Regions from separate parts of the Homo sapiens genome. Here region 2 is linked to region 1. Evidence: read pairs that join two places in POLR2A ChIA-PET (ENCODE). Cell type or tissue: B cell. All regions are shown on one strand. Links, peaks and the distances in the headings refer to the core of each region. The heading gives the core; the rest is flanking DNA.

Region 1 (7,679 bases), core at 2,680-7,679:
TCACGCAATGGCAAAAGACCAATTTATGCCATGGACAAGTTTTCATTTAAAAAATCAGAATGTTTCGACATCCCAGGATCATTTTAAAACCTCATCCCCTCACTACAGAGCCCACATAATCCAGTATCTGTGCTACTGCGGACATCCACGTAACTCAGGCACCACAGAAAATATGTAACGTCAACGTGGTGACTGAGCACCAGCCATCGGCAGCTGAGTCCCACTGTCACTATGCCTGAACTGTGTAACTCTGAGTAGACTTCTTGCCTGTCTCCAGGGATGGAACAGTAACTTGACTTGAGAACAGGAGTGGGGCAGCCCCCCTGGCCTCCCGCTTGTGGATATACACATGTACATCCTGAAGCCACCACACCTACCCAAAAGATACAAAACGGACTGGAACATTGTTGGAAAGACAAGTGCCCATCCCCTGACTTTAGCCCATGCTCCCTCCCCTGTACACAAGACAAATCTTCTGCCTGTAGCTACAATAAAATGTCACGCCCGCAAAAGAAACGAGTTGACACAGGAGCCGCTACAGCTTCTGCAGAACAGACGCGTCCTTATCAGATACACACCCTCGGGCCGGGCCCTGGGGGCTGTCCCTAGTGCTGTGCAGACCTGAATAGGAAGATATCAAAGATCTCCACTGTTCTCTTCAACTGAACAGAAGTTTCTAGCTAACTTACAGGACTATTTGACTTCCTGCTTTTTTTTTTTTCCAGAATTCAAATCAAACCCAAATGACTTAGTCAGAATCTGTAAAATACATTCACACTGCCGTGATCTGAGACTACACCTACACAGGCTAATCAGAATGGCGAGTTGGCACAATTCTCTGAGAAAGCATGGCTCCAACCCTAGATAACATGAGAGTGTTTGGTGGGAATCCTTAATTATGCAGAAGCTGGTTGGCACAGCTGCAGTTTTTACGTTCACAGCATCCTCCTTGAACCTCAGTGAACACTTTGAGGTGAGAGGCTGCAGTGGGCAAAGAGCACAGCCCTTGGTTACAGAGGAAGGAATGAAAGCCAAGACCAGCTCTTGCTCACAGATTAATAGTAAGTTCTAGTCGCGCAAGTCTACAGCCCCAGGACACTCACAGGCGTCCACCCCCTGCCTGTGCTGTCTCTCACGCAGTGCACCTGTGACTCAATGTGCACCTTCCAGCTTAGTCACCACGGGGGCTCTACCTCCCTAAAAACGCCCAGCAAGAGGCACTCAGAAAAGCCAGTGCCAGTTCCTTGTGACACTTTCATTAGAAAGCCCTCACCTTGTGGTATCTTCTGAATCCACTGGCACCAAGGTCCAGAGTCTTCAGAAATCCAGGCCCAGTGGGCCTTAGCCTTCCTGGCCCATGTGAGCTCTTCCAGATCCCAAGGCAGACACAGGAGATGCTGACAGGGGAGGGGGGGTCCCCCCAGTTGCCCTTCAATTTCCTTGGTCCCCCATGAACACCATGCCCAACCCCAAGAAGGATGGGACCGCCCTGGCCAGGGCTTGGGGATGGTTCTGCCCTTAGAATGAGAGGTGTCCAGCCCCAGGTGACTTCCTCACTTGCCGCCGCCTCGGGGAACCAGCACAGTTCTCCCTCTTCCTATGGTCAGCCTCTGTGTGAGCTTAGTTATTTTTTTGTGGTGCGGGGGGCAATGGAGTCTCGCTCTGTCCTGCAAACTGCAGCACCGTGGTGCGATCTCAGCTCACTGCAACCTCCGCCTCCCACAGGTTCAAGCGATTCTTGTGCCTCATCCTCCTGAGTAGCTGGGATTACAGGCGCCCACCATCACGCCCAGCTAATTTTTGTATCTTTAGTAGAGACGGGGTTTTGCCATGTTGGCCAGGCTGGTCTTGAACTCCTGGCCTCAAGTGATCTGCCCACCTCAGCCTCCTAAAGTGCTGGGATTACAGGCATGGGCCACCACACCTGGCCTGAAGCTTAGTTATCTGGGGACATATTTGCTTTGGGCACCAAAAGAAAATCTGGATGAGCTTACAAAAACTTGGGTCACTTACACCCAGAAGTACGAGCACATGTCAACAGTGCCAGAGCACACAGACGTGTCATATTTTTATTTTAAATAAGTTGAATGAAGAAGCACATTCAAGAAAAGGGGAGGCACATGAGAAATCAAAGACACAGGAGTTTCTGAAGGGGCTCAGGAAGGGACAGGACTGGGAAAAGGCAGAGGAAGAGTTGGCGGTGGGGTGGCGAGTGGCGGGTAGAGCAGCTCCCTCCCACGCGGGAGGCTCCCTCCACCTGGACAGCCCCACAAAGCCAGTGAGGAAGCCCAGCATGACAGGGCGAGGGGCTTCACAGAAGCCAGCCAGAGGTTCGCTGAATTGTCATGAAATCCAAGGTAGAAAAACAAAACTCACTGGTTCTGAAAAATATGCTTAGAAATGTTCATATCACAGAGCCAACTTATAGCACTCTCCTATAACTTCTCCTGTGCAAAACCAGTACAGTCCACTCCACCCTCCGTCTCACTCGTGGGCCAGCATCTGCATGAGGGTGACACACCTGACAACCAAGAATGTTAACAATATGCTTCCAACCTTTATGATTTTTCTGGGAACCTGAAAAGAGCCGCCACATCAGCAGACGTATTTGTCGAGATCATAGTGCAATGAAATGGAACTGTTTTAAGAGGCGACTGCTGAAAACCAGAATTGCAAGAGAACAGCCTGAGCCATGGTCCACCTGGACCATCTGATCCGGACTCTCTGCCCACAACAGAGCCAGACAGAAGATCTCTACTGGAGTCAAGCCCCAAGCCCAGTGGGCGCCGAAGTCAACAGGAGGAAGACCTCAGCCTGGGGTGGGAGGGACCCTGTGGTTTCTGACCCCTGTGGCAGGCAGGCCATCACCACCTCCATTCTAACAGATAACGAGGTGCCTTACCTGACAAGAACTGCTGTGTGTCAAAGAGCTTGCAGGTCTGGTCTCTCTCCAGTTTGTTGGGCCGGTCGTTGCACAGCGCCAGGGGCCCGTCCCAGTAGATCCTGCTCTGGCACAGTCTTTTCGCATAGAGCCCGTCGGGGGCCATCCAGAGGACCACGCCCCTCTCCAGGTGGCTCAGCAGCTTCTCAATGTTTTTCCTCTGGCCATTGTCCTCTGGGTAGGGGAACAGGACCTGGTCCAGGTTGCTGGCGTCATACGTATGTCCATGGGAGATCCGGCAGCCCTCGGGGCTGGACGTGGTCAGCTCCTTCACGAGGATTTCCCGGTAGTACAGGCAGATGTGCAGCCGGCAGTCTGCAAACACAGAGCTCCGGAGTCAGTGCTGGGGGCCAAGGACACCACCTCGAGGCCAACGACTCCACAGAGCCAAGCACCTGTGGTGGAACTCTAGTGTCCCACATGTCCCGTGGGGGAACAAAAGGTTCCCGCGTCAAGGAGGCCTGGGAAACACAGCGTGCCCTTGTCTCCCCCAGAGATCCACAGACAGCATGAGCTCGGTCAACACTTGGAGAAGTCCCGTGGAAAGAAACCCATTTAATCTGTCTAAACCAGCATATTACAAACGTATGTGGCCACCGACTCTTTTTTTAAGGAACAAGTGTATCTTTCATTAATTTTCTGGAAATGTAAGTTGAATTCCTATTATAGAGCATCACTATTAAGAACTTGCTAAGTCTTATTTGTGAATTATGATGATGATAGTGGTGATGTCATTTAAGTCATGTGTCACTGAATGAAAATTCATCTTTAAGCAAATCAATTTTTACTTTGGAGGAAATGAACCCTAAGTTTAATTTATACTAGCAAAAAATATAACGGTGTTTCAGAAAGAAGCAAGTCGGTCCACATACCTGAAACGTCCCCAAAATAATAACATGACATCATTTAGGTAAAAAGCAAATGTGTGTGTGTGTGTGTGTGTGTGTACATATATAAATTATATATAGAATTAGGTGCTTAATTATTTATGTCTATATAATTTATATATAAACACACTCACATACACACATTAAAGGGTAAGCACTGAGGCCTTAATGGTGATTTCTGGGTGGTAGAATGTGATATTTTTATTTTCCATTTTTGTTTTTCTGATTTTTAAATTAGTTTTCCACACTGGATATGTGGTGTTTTTATCACAAAATTAATTCTTGTGAAAAGAAAGAAATTAATGAGAAAAATACTCTAAAAGTTCATGTAAAGTCTGCTGAAATTCCCACTGGGCTTTGTGTTTAAGTTTGAAAAGAACTCTAAAACTGCGCTCTCTGAAACTTTAAACAAGATGAATCCATTTACAAACGTTTTGCTGATTTCAGAAGCCTCTTTAAAATATCGCCCATGAGTTGAAAGAACCAAGCTGGGTTTGCACAAGCTCCTCAGCCAGACCGCAGGGGAGTGGCACAGACAGGAGGCAGCTGCCACTGGTAACTGTATGGAACCCCAAAATCAATGGGAATCACAGTTATCTAATAAATGTGCTCATGGCTGATAATTAATCTGTATCATGCATACCAAAAAAAGAAACCCACAAAACTATCTTATTCCTCAACAGCAGGTTTTGAGACTTAACCCACATCACTGTCTCAATTCTCTGCTTCAACACACTGTCTGAAAGCGAGTCAGACAGTGCGCCCCAAAGAGAGTGGGTGTTGGCCATTCGAGGTGATTCTCGGGGCAGGTTTCATTTCATTTAATGTCATCAGAAATCACGAGGTTGCCGAGATATAAATAGCTGTTTATTTCCTACTCTTCAGGCACCCACACAAGTCTTAGGTGTTCAAGACAAGGGTTTGAAAGTTTCTAAAAACAAACACAAGCCTTCCTGCTCAGAAGCACCTCCTCCCAAAGGGCATCCTCAGTTACTCACGAGCACCTCAGAAAAAAAGGTGCAAGCCTCATTCACAACTAGAAAGAGCTGGTAGGTCAAACTCCAGCTCCCCTCTGAGCAGCAAAAGTGCCACAACTCTCGCCTCCCTGAAACCTTCAGAATTTAGTTAGTATTTTTCATCACTGATTTTTAAAGATGCCAGAGGGCAAGATGAGAATTCCAAACCTTAAGCTATTTGGTTTTAATATAAAAACAAATCCCATTTAAAAACAATCCAAAATATTATCTGAAAAATAAATATACATATAGCACGTGTGCTTGCCAAGCCTAGAGGTGCCTTCTTTATAGTAGGTAAGATCTCCATGGTGCAGGGATTTTTTTTTTTTTTTTAGAAATAAAACTTTAAAAATCAGATTGAATCCATATTTGTTTGCAAGCTATATTAAAGTTCAGAGGAAGACCAAAATGTGTATTACTCTTAGGCACATCAATGTTTTAGAGATGAGGGACCAGAACTAATGTCCCCAGGGAGTAGAGGAGGAGGACTTATTTGTGGCTCAACCTGGAAGGATGATCAGCTTCTCAAAATGAGAAGCCCTTCTACACTTCCAAGCAATTATTCCACATCGTGAGAATGTTGGCTGAAGAGGGGCCCTCGGTAAAGGTAAAGGCACATTCCTAGAAATTCAGAGAGGTGCCAGTGAAGAAGCCAAAATGACTCCATTCAAGCCAGTGGCTGAAACGGTCAGCAGAACCACAAGCAGTGATGTCAGGTTTTCTAATGGTGCTCCTAAATCACCCTGGTCACCTCACACACAGGATGTGTCTACATCTACTCCAGACCCCAGAGGGAGCAAAGCAAGTGTCTAAAGTCCCATCGAATCTGCCCAAAGATGACAGAGCTGGCAGCAGAGGCTGGCCTCCTGCGGTGCCTCCAGGAGCAAACCCTGCACTCACCTGAGAACGCCAAGGCTTCGGCAGACCTTATGCTTGGCTCTGTGGGGACTCCGGGAGCCTGGGACTCAGGTGGGGCACAAGCATAAAAGGTTCCTGTCACCTGGCAACCTGCATTTGCAAATAAAAATCAGATGATGTCTAGACAGAGAGTCCGACGCACCGCGGGGCTTCCTGGGGTGTGTGTGTGAAGCCTGGGAAGGAAGGGGCTGGCGCCCAATCACCTTCCCACCCACTCCCAGCACCAGCAACTAGCAGGGCACGCTCTTGTGAGGCAAAGATGAGCTGGAGACCAACTGGAAAACCAAAGCTGATGGAGAAACGAGCCAGTGCACAGCTTTGGAAGGAAACTTGGAGCGCTCTCTCTGTAACTGACTAACAGGGAGACTGAGGCTCAGAGACAGATGACATGCTTTGTCCTTGTTCACAAAGCGGGTTCACAACAGAGCTGAGAGTTCAGGTCTACTTGAGTCTGTGCCAAAGAGCCCAATTAAAAACTAGCAAATTATTTAGTCCATTTTTATTTTGCTTGTCTCTTGTGGGTTGGGAGAACACTGAACCATGTTCCTGAAGACAATGTTGTATGAAACATGAATGGAAAAAGAATGTGGCACAGAACACCTGATCTTGCTGCTGCTTCATTTACTGTTACCGATGCTTCAAGACAGGTCTCTACCTACTCCATCACTTTACACAGTTCTAAGCATTGCCTCTTTCCCATGGTTACTAATTCCATAGAGCCAGAGCAGTAAACGCAAGTCTGAATTTCAGGAGCTAGTTTTATGTTAGCCAATTCCTCCACTACCATATTGGAAACCAGCCCTTGCTGCAAATCCCTCTTGAAAAGCCAATGCAACTGAATTCTGAGCTTTTTTGTGAACATGCCACTCAGTACAAACATTAAAGAGTGGTACACCTCTTCACTACCTGCAGCCAAGGATAACCTGAACATGACTGGGGAAAAAAAGGCCAAATTGCAAAGGAACAAATATTCCTAAAACATCCAAAGGGTTCAGTGTGTTGACCTGTCTCAGGACTTCCATTTAAGTAACTAACTCAAAAGTCCTGAAGGCCTGAGTTACCGCATTGCTAGATTCTCCCTGCACCCAGCTAATGAGAGCTTCTGCTGAGGGAGCTCATTTTGATGTCTGGGGAACTCCCGAGGGCAGGGGACCACATCTAATCCACAATCAGCAAGTCTTTCTGGGACCCAGTGGTAGGTAGGCACCTGTAGAGACGTTTTATGTGTTTGCCATGGTATTTTTCCGTTCCTTTTTTAGTATCACCTCTAATTCCAACAATAGCAACAATGAACACACCACTATTCGAGAGAAATATACCAGCTCAATAATCTCCCAGCATCCCTACTTATTATTTATGAGCTTCCACAATCTCCTCTCTATATAAAAAGTGGGGGGCTGTTTTCCACTGCCTGGAGTGATCTCTGTGGTGTTTAAATAAGATCCCACGAAGGGCAGTGCCTAGCATGGATCCTGAGAGTAAACTTGGCTGTGGGATGCCACCATCCCACAGGAGTGAGAAAACCCCCCTCTCCCCGAGCTGCACACGCAGCCTCTAAGAAGGGGAAAGAGCTTTGGTGCTGCCCAGGACAGACCAGGATTCGCCATGGCCCATGGCCACATTAGCAATTAGCTCTTCTATTTCCTGCACTGGTATCCTCCTTACCATTTTCACAAGCTGGGCCTTGCCAGTGGTGGCCGCGGGGTCCAAACGTCATGGGACATTGGTACGGGATTTCCGGGTGTGGCTGATCCGGGACGTAGTCCCTCCAGCTTCGGTCGAGGGGTGGCATCATGTAGTTGTGAACCTGCTAAAGGAGTGCAGGAGAGGCTGAGATAAGAAGCACTGGCATTGAGACGGGGGTAAAGGAGTGCAGGAGAGGCTGAGATAGGAAGCACTGGCATCGAGACGGGGGTA
Region 2 (7,679 bases), core at 1,834-6,833, 500 kb before region 1:
AATGCAGGTAATGAAACAAAAGGGACGCCCAAACAACTTAAACAATAGGCTACTTCTGTGCCAAATCGCCTTTTGCCTCCGTCTCCCAAAGGGCTGGGTCCAGGACGTGGGATGCGCTATGGCCCTACCCAGGGGTACTCTCTGTTGGTCAGATTTCTATACCAGGAACATCTGTGCCTACAGAAAACACCTCCCTTAGGATTCGTAGGTGCTACCAAGTGTGCTAGGAGCTGGAGAAAGGGACTTCTCGTGTAGAAATGCCTCTCGTGCTCATTCACCTTGGTGGAGTATTTCATGGGGATTTCTCCAGCTGCGTGATTGAAATTATAGGGAGAAGCAGCTCTCACTGCCACATCAGGACACAGCCAGCACCAGCACATGCTGGATTCAAGCCAACGTGTTAGAAACACGCAAACTCAGGTCGCTCCATGTCTTGTCAGATCGTGTAACTTGGAATGCCTCTGCGGGAACCATAAGCCACCCACCCTTGAGCAGAAACCGAGAGTAAACATTTAGAAACTTTTCTAGCAAATGTTTAACTTTTTATATTTTGAAATAACTGCAAATTTACTGAAAAGTTGCAAAAGGGGTACAAAGAGCTTCCTTCCTGCTGTGTACTCTTCACCGGGGGGGTCCCTAATTGTTAGCATTTATCTCAATACCGTCACATTCGATGTGTGAGGACGGGGCTGGGTGGTTGTCGTGTACACCTGGGTGTTCCTGAACCAGCCAGTGAGCTGCTCATGTGACGCTGTGTCATCTGTTCTTATTAATACTACACTGTGCATTCCCTACGCACAAGGACATTGTTCTACATAAACTAAGCACAGCGTCAAAATCAAGACATTCACACGGCTCTATACAGCACTGTCACATCAACCCCCATTCAAGTTTCCCCGACGGCACTAATAGTGTTTTTCAAAGGTCCAGAGTGCAATTCAGGGTCACACGTTGCCTGTGGTTTCACAACTCCAATTCCCTTCCATCCGAAACAGTTTCAAAGCCTTTGTCTTTCACGATCTTCACTTTTTAAATACAGGTCTTTCGTTGGATAAAAATGCTCCTTGGTTTGGACTTGTCTCAGGTTTGTCACTTGTGCATTTTGGGCAAGAATCCCTTAGAAATGACCCTGTGCTCTTCTCAGTGTACCACATCTGGGGGCACTGTGTCAGGCTGTTCTTGTGTTGCTATAAAGAAACACCTGAGGCCAGGTGCGGTGGCTCACGCCTGTAATCCCAGCACTTTGGGAGGCCAAGGCAGGAGGATCACCTGAGGTCTGGAGTTTGAGACCAGCCTGGCCAACATGGTGAAACCCTGTCACTACTAAAAATACAAAAAATTAGCTGGGTGTGGCGGTGGGCACCTGTAATCCCAGCTACTCTGGAGGCTGAGGCAGGAGAATCATGGGAACACAGGAGGCAGAGGTTGCAGTGAGCTGAGATTGTGCCATTGCACTCCAGCCTGGGTGACAAGAGTGAAATTCCATCTCAAAAAAAAAAAAGAAAGAAAAGGAAAGAAACACCTAAGGCCAAGTGCGGTGGCTCACGCCTGTTATCCCAGGACTCAGGGAGGCCAAGGCAGGTGGGTCACCTGAGGTCAGGAGTTCGAGAGTAGCCTGGCCAACATGGTGAAACCCTGTCTCTGTTAAAAATACAAAATTAGGCGGGCATGGTGGTTGGCTTCTGTAATCCCAGCTACTCGGGAGGCTGAGGCAGGAGAATTGCTTGAACGGGCGGGGAGCCGGAGGTTTCTGTGAGCCGAAACCCTGCCAATGCACTCCAGCCTGGGCAACAAGAGTGAGACTGTCAAAAACAAACAAACAAACAAACAAAAACAAACAAACAAACAAAAACACCTGAGACTGGGTAATTTATAAATAAGAGGTTTAACTGGCTCATTGGCTCATGGTTCTACAGGCTGTACAGGAAGCATGGTGATCGCTCCACTTCTGGGGACCTCAGGAATCTTCTAATCATGGCAGAGGGAAAAGGGGAGCAGGCATCTCACATGACAGGAGGAGGAGCAAGAGAGAGTTTGAGGGGAGATGCCATCACCTTTAAATGACCACATCTCTTGAACTCAGAGCAAGAACTCACTTATCACCAAGGAGATGACCCAAGCCATTCATGGAGGGATCTGCCCCATGATCCAAACACCTCCCACCGGGCCCCACCTCCAACACGGGGACTCCATTTCAACATGAGATTTGGGCAGGGAGAAATATCGAAACTGTACCAGGCACCCGAGGTTAGTTTGTCCTATTGGTAGGTGAAATTAATTTATCACTTGGTTTAGAGGAGATCTGGTAGGTTTCTCCACTGTGAAGTCAGGTAATGAGTTTCTGATACTCATTAGTTGGTAAGGAATTAATGAGTATTTTGTGGAGAAAAGCTTTGAGACTTCAACAAGAAGGTAGGCTTTTCCCTTCTCTCTCATTTATTCATTCATATCAATGTGAACTCCTGAATTCCTATTTTGCTCAAAGGGTTACAAACTGTAGCGCACTATTATTTTGATGCTTAAGTGTTCCATTTGGTCAGTGGGAGTGACTTTGATCTGGTTCCTGGACTGGTTTAACAAAGCCCACATCACTTTTTGAGCACTTCCATATTTTCTGGCACAAAATAAATTCTCCAAGCTCATCTAGGATTTTCTCTGGCCAACCCTGGAGTCAGCCATCTCTCCAAGGAGCCTTGGTTCCTTTCAGTGGTGTGTGGCATTTAGAACCCAAGCTATGGGTACCAGGTGTGCTCACTGTTGCCAGGGTGTCATTGCTTCCATGCCCTAGCAGCATAGATAGAACCAGGAAATACATGGATATGCACATACATTGTAAATGCATATGTATACATATGCAAGTACATTTTATTTCTACCTATCTATTTTAAACACCATGAGCTGACAACAATACCTGCAATCCCACCCAACACTGTAGGACTTATTTTTACTCATTCCTCTTTCCATATATGTAACTTCCTCCTCCAGCAATGTGAAACATCAACTCTCGTCATCTCAAAGGACTTGTTTATTGTCTGGATTTCACCTGTGTAACAGTCTCTGGCCTAAGCTGGCTAAAAACTAGGCCCACAGGCACACATCCTCTTCCTGGCCAGGTGCAGAGCCAAAGCTCTGACCCATTGAAGGGAAAGGGGAAAGGGAGGGAGAAAGCAAAGGATGGAGGTGGGAGAGAAGAACAGGGAGCAGGGAGGAAGGAGGAAGGAGCTACTGCTGCGGAGCAAGTGGACACAACAGTTTCACGTCTGTGGAATCTCATGACAAAACCATGTGGCTTGTATTTTGGAAGCTTTCATTTTATGTTCTAGTGATTCATGTTACCGTATTTTACAAAATGATTGGTCTGCAAAGGACTTGAAGTAAAAGTCCAACACTAGCTCATCACCACGGGGAGTTTGGAAGCAATGCTCCCATCACACTTCCTTCCTCAAATAAGGAGATTGGCAAAGCCCAGCCTGGGGCTGGCACACATCCTTACGGCAGCTTCTGTGGCAGGAAATGTCTGCTGACCTCTCACCTAATATTACTGTACCATTTACATATTTACTGCACATATTATTATGTTCTCCCTCCCTCCCTCTCGCCTCTCTCTTTCTCTCTGTCTCTCTGTCTCTCTCTCTCTCTCTCTCTGTCTCTCTCTCTCTCTCTCTCTGTCTCTCAGCTAAACCAATGAGGACAGGCATCTCATCTGTTTTTCTCCAGAAAAGCACCTGGGAAAGTACCTGGTGCATAACAGTGGTGCAGTCATTAGCAACCCCCAAGGTACGCTGGAATTCAGATATGTTGGATGTCATGCCTAAGGTCAGCCCAACATTTAATGACAGAGCCTGGAAAGAAGCCCATTGTCCCAGCTCCATAAATGCCTAGACGGGTTCTCTTTCCACTCTTCATCCCCCTCTTAATGCTGGGTCACTCCAGCCATCGGGCTTCCTGCACTGACGCTCAGTCGCTGTCACTGCTTGAGACCAGTTCCCCATTTCCGTAGCTGCAGTTTCATAACTTCAGTGTGAATAACACCATCCTTTCAGGGTCCCTGGAAAAGAAGGACGGCTAATGTAGGTGAAGTCCTTGAACTGGAAGGCACAAATGCTGAACGTACGTGTCTGTGTGCATACAAGTTCATACGGTTATTCTCAAGATCCAAATAATTGTATGAACCTCAGCTAAGACTGACCCCTTAAAACACCTTGTCTTGAGGCAGACCTAGAGGATTGGGCTCCGGAGGCTCCACTGCACCTCCTAGAGATGCATAACTTTTTTGGCTATAAACACGGCAAGGCTACGTTTGCAGCCATGACACATGCATTTACTCCCACTATGCAGGATTCACCTTGATGAGAGAAGCCTAGTTAGAGAGGCCAAGGGAGATGGCTGCCATCTTCCCAAGGCAGGACCTGTCTGCTTGGAAAATGGCACAAGAATCTCCTTGATTCTAAACGGTATCAGGTTTAAGATGCACCACTGATTTAAAGATAACGTTTTGCAGGGTGAGGGGGGTGGGGAGGAAATACCCCTACAATAAGCTTGTACATCAGATAAAGAAGAAATACAATTACAGAGAGATTAAAATGAAGAGCGAGAGAGGCGGGGTGCAGTGGCACATGCCTGTGGTCCCAGCAATTTGGGAGACTGAAGTGAGAGAGAAAGAAAGGAGAAATTGTATCTTCAATAGAAAAAACTACCGTACAGATTCTCCTCCTGGGGAAGTCCACTTCTTTATCCAGAAGTTCACTAACTACCTGCACTGCCACCTGCCCTGCTCTGAACAGCAGCCTGTGGCCCAGGCCTTTGCGCCCTTGTCTATCTCAGGCATGGAAAGAGAATGTAGAGAATGTGAAGCCCTCACCCTTACGTGTGTTGCTCAGCCTAATCTCCCATGTTTTCCTCCTTGCAGTTTTCTTCCTCTGGGGCGAGGAGAAAAAAAAGAGAGCAGGATTCCTCATTCATCCAGTTTGCGGGGAGTGAGTGGGAGGAAGTCTAATGATGGAGGCACAGAACAAACCCACACTCACAGCTGCTTTTAGCCTCCCCGTATCTATACCCACAACACCTCCTTACAGGGCCTAGTGGTCAGTATTCTCAGTGCCTTTCCAGAAACCACACCTGGCCCCAGAGGTATGGCATGGTGCCATCTAACAGCCTAGGTAAGGTCCCCTGAGCACTGCCAAGCAAGAGGCAGTCTGTACAGCCCTAGGGTGTACGGGATTCCTAAGTGCAGGAGATGGTGCAGCTAGGAGTGCAGATGAAAGCCCTCAGCTGCCTGAAGCTCACATGCAGTGGAGGAGGGAATTGGCTGTCCAGGTGATGGAAGTGCAGGTAAGGCAGCTGGAGACAGGTAAGCCATCGTGGAAGCTGCGACCAAGCCCAGGGATAGAGGAGCAGGGCGGGGGGTTGCGGGGAGGGCAGTTCTTGCACACAGCAAAAGGTGGGGGGGCAGAGGGTGACCCCAGAGGCAGGAGAAGGGGTGTACATTCCTGAGCCGTGAACCCTGGGACAGCTGGAACTCAGGATGCAGAGGGAGGGAGATGAGGGATGCTGCAAATCATCTGTTTAGAGAGGAAGTAAGGTAGACTGAGGCCAGACCACATCAGCACGTCCCTTGCCAGGACCTACATTAGGGTAAAATAATACCAGATTTCAGTCATTCCGGGCTTCCAAGCACTTTCTTCAGACGATTCATCATTAACACCCCTAAACATCTTTGCAGAAAATTCAAAAACATGGCCTTCCGGAAATATTTGCTGCTAGACAAATGTAAAAGCCCTAAAGTGCCTATACCAAGGGGAAATGAGAACAGTCAACATCCTCATGTCCCTCCAGAAAGTGTCATCAGCTTCAGGCCCACGGGCACCCAGCTACCTGCAAGCCACCTTCGCACCAAGCTGCGGGCTCTGAAATGCACTCAGCGGAAGATGACCCTGAGTCCTGTGCAGCAAGACAGCAGTTAACTTTATCCCCAGAACTTCCTGCATGAAACTAGCTAAGATAAAGAGCCAACTCGAGTCCTCAGAACACACTGTGAGGGCACCAGGCTGTGTAGACCACCCACTCGGTGCCAACTTCACCCCCACTTCCGTTGAGGCAGGCATGTTTATTGGAAATGTAACACGTTTTTGGTTGGGGGACATTGAGTGCTTTTGAGTGATTTTCATTAGAGTATAAGGTATCTTGATTAAAGCATTTAGTTAAAATGCTTTCATGCTGTGTCTCTTGTAAAAAAAAAAAAAAAAAAGCCCGTAAGGTCTCAGGACCCACAAGGACAAGGTTGCAGTTTGTTTATCAAAAGCTTTCCCCTCCTAAGCAGAAGAAATGCCAACCCTTCACAAATGCTGTTTTGTTAGTAATTCATATCTGCCATATCCTTATAAGGGGAAAGAGAAAATATGATCTTTATATGTTTTATTTTTTAAACTGACAAATAGTAACTCTACATATTCATGGGGTACATAGTAATGTTTCCATACATATAAGATATGGTGGTCAGATTAGGGTAACCAGCATATCCATCAGATCAAACACTTATCACTTCTTTGAGTTGGGAACATTCCATATCCTCCTTCTAGCTATTGAAACTGTATATTATTGTTAACTGCAGTCATCCTATGGTGCCACAGAACACTAGAACTTTTTCCTCCTATACCTTGCAATTTTGTATCATCTTTGTGTTTTATCACTGCTAAAATGCAGGGACCCCGTGACATGGATTGGGGAAAGAGTCAGAATTTGAGCCCAGGGGTGTGGTGGCTCACGCCTGTAATCCCAGCACTTTGAGGGGCCGAGGCAGGCGGATCACGAGGTCAGGAGTTCGAGACCAGCCTGGCCAACACGGTGAAACCCCATCTCTACTAAAAATGCAAAAAAAAATTAGCCAAGCATGGTGGTGCACACCTGTAATCCCAGCTACTTGGTAGGCTGAGGCAGGAGAATTGCTTGAACCTGGGAGGCGGAGGCTGCAGTGAGCTGAGATTGTGCCACTGCACTCCAGCCTGGGTGACAGAGGAAGCCTCTGTCTTGGGAAAAAAAAAAAAAAAAGAAGAAGAACTGGAGCCCAAGGAACAATGCTTGATACATTAAAGTCTGTTCTTCAAACGATGTCCCTGGAACCCACGCTAGCACAGGAAGACAAGAATTGGAAAGGCACCGGGGCCTTGGCCTTGTTGGATGCAACAGCTGAATCTGTTTGCAGCATGCACAGGCCTGTAGGGGGCACACCGCAGGTGAATTTTTAGTGGAGGTGGTGGTAGTGGTGATGATTACGCTGATGATGATACTGATGGAGACTGTGGGGATGGTGATTATAGACTGATGTCACCTAGCCCAAAGTAGCTTTCTGAAACAGTATCAAGTTAGCATCAAGAAATGAGTTTGGTGTGGAGGCACTTCCACTGGCCCACCACACGTGGGAGAATTAAGTAACACAACCACATGGGAAGGAGCCGTGTAGCAGCCTCACACAAGTTGCTTGCACCTTCCTCATTCCAGCGGTATCATTTGCATCTCGGCCACTTGCCTGCCAGCGAGTCGTACAATGTCTAGGGCATCTTTTGCATGGTTGTCCTGGATTGCTATTTAACTCCCAGGGTGATATAAATGTCCCTATACGCATGTATTAGATGTCCAGCTAAACAGTATAATGTTTCAGAGTAGGAGCGTGTCCTTTTCCT

Evidence for each region. ChIA-PET counts read pairs that join two places held together with the same protein. Peaks named below come from ENCODE experiments on the same cell type or tissue, not always from the same donor. Only the 100,000 strongest peaks of a DNase experiment are listed, where the experiment ranks them.
Region 2: POLR2A ChIA-PET joins it to region 1 with 6 read pairs; 1 of 35 experiments calls an interaction of 5 or more read pairs at or near these places.

The regions. Positions count from the first base shown.
Region 1 is chr6:397,001-404,679 of GRCh38, reverse strand. It overlaps IRF4 (interferon regulatory factor 4), which reads right to left. Exons shown (of 9, transcript NM_002460.4): 5 at 7,428-7,572; 6 at 5,745-5,852; 7 at 2,903-3,256. Among named protein-coding and RNA genes, the nearest start is that of IRF4, 9.1 kb to the right of the region's middle. RefSeq lists an enhancer at 4,601-4,720. In B cell, for the core only: no CTCF peak of the experiment used is centred there; a DNase peak (open chromatin) is centred at 4,649; H3K4me3 peaks cover 570 bases; H3K27ac peaks cover 4,832 bases.
Region 2 is chr6:894,021-901,699 of GRCh38, reverse strand. No RefSeq gene overlaps it. Among named protein-coding and RNA genes, the nearest start is that of LINC01622, 200 kb to the left of the region's middle. In B cell, for the core only: no CTCF peak of the experiment used is centred there; a DNase peak (open chromatin) is centred at 3,849; H3K27ac peaks cover 915 bases.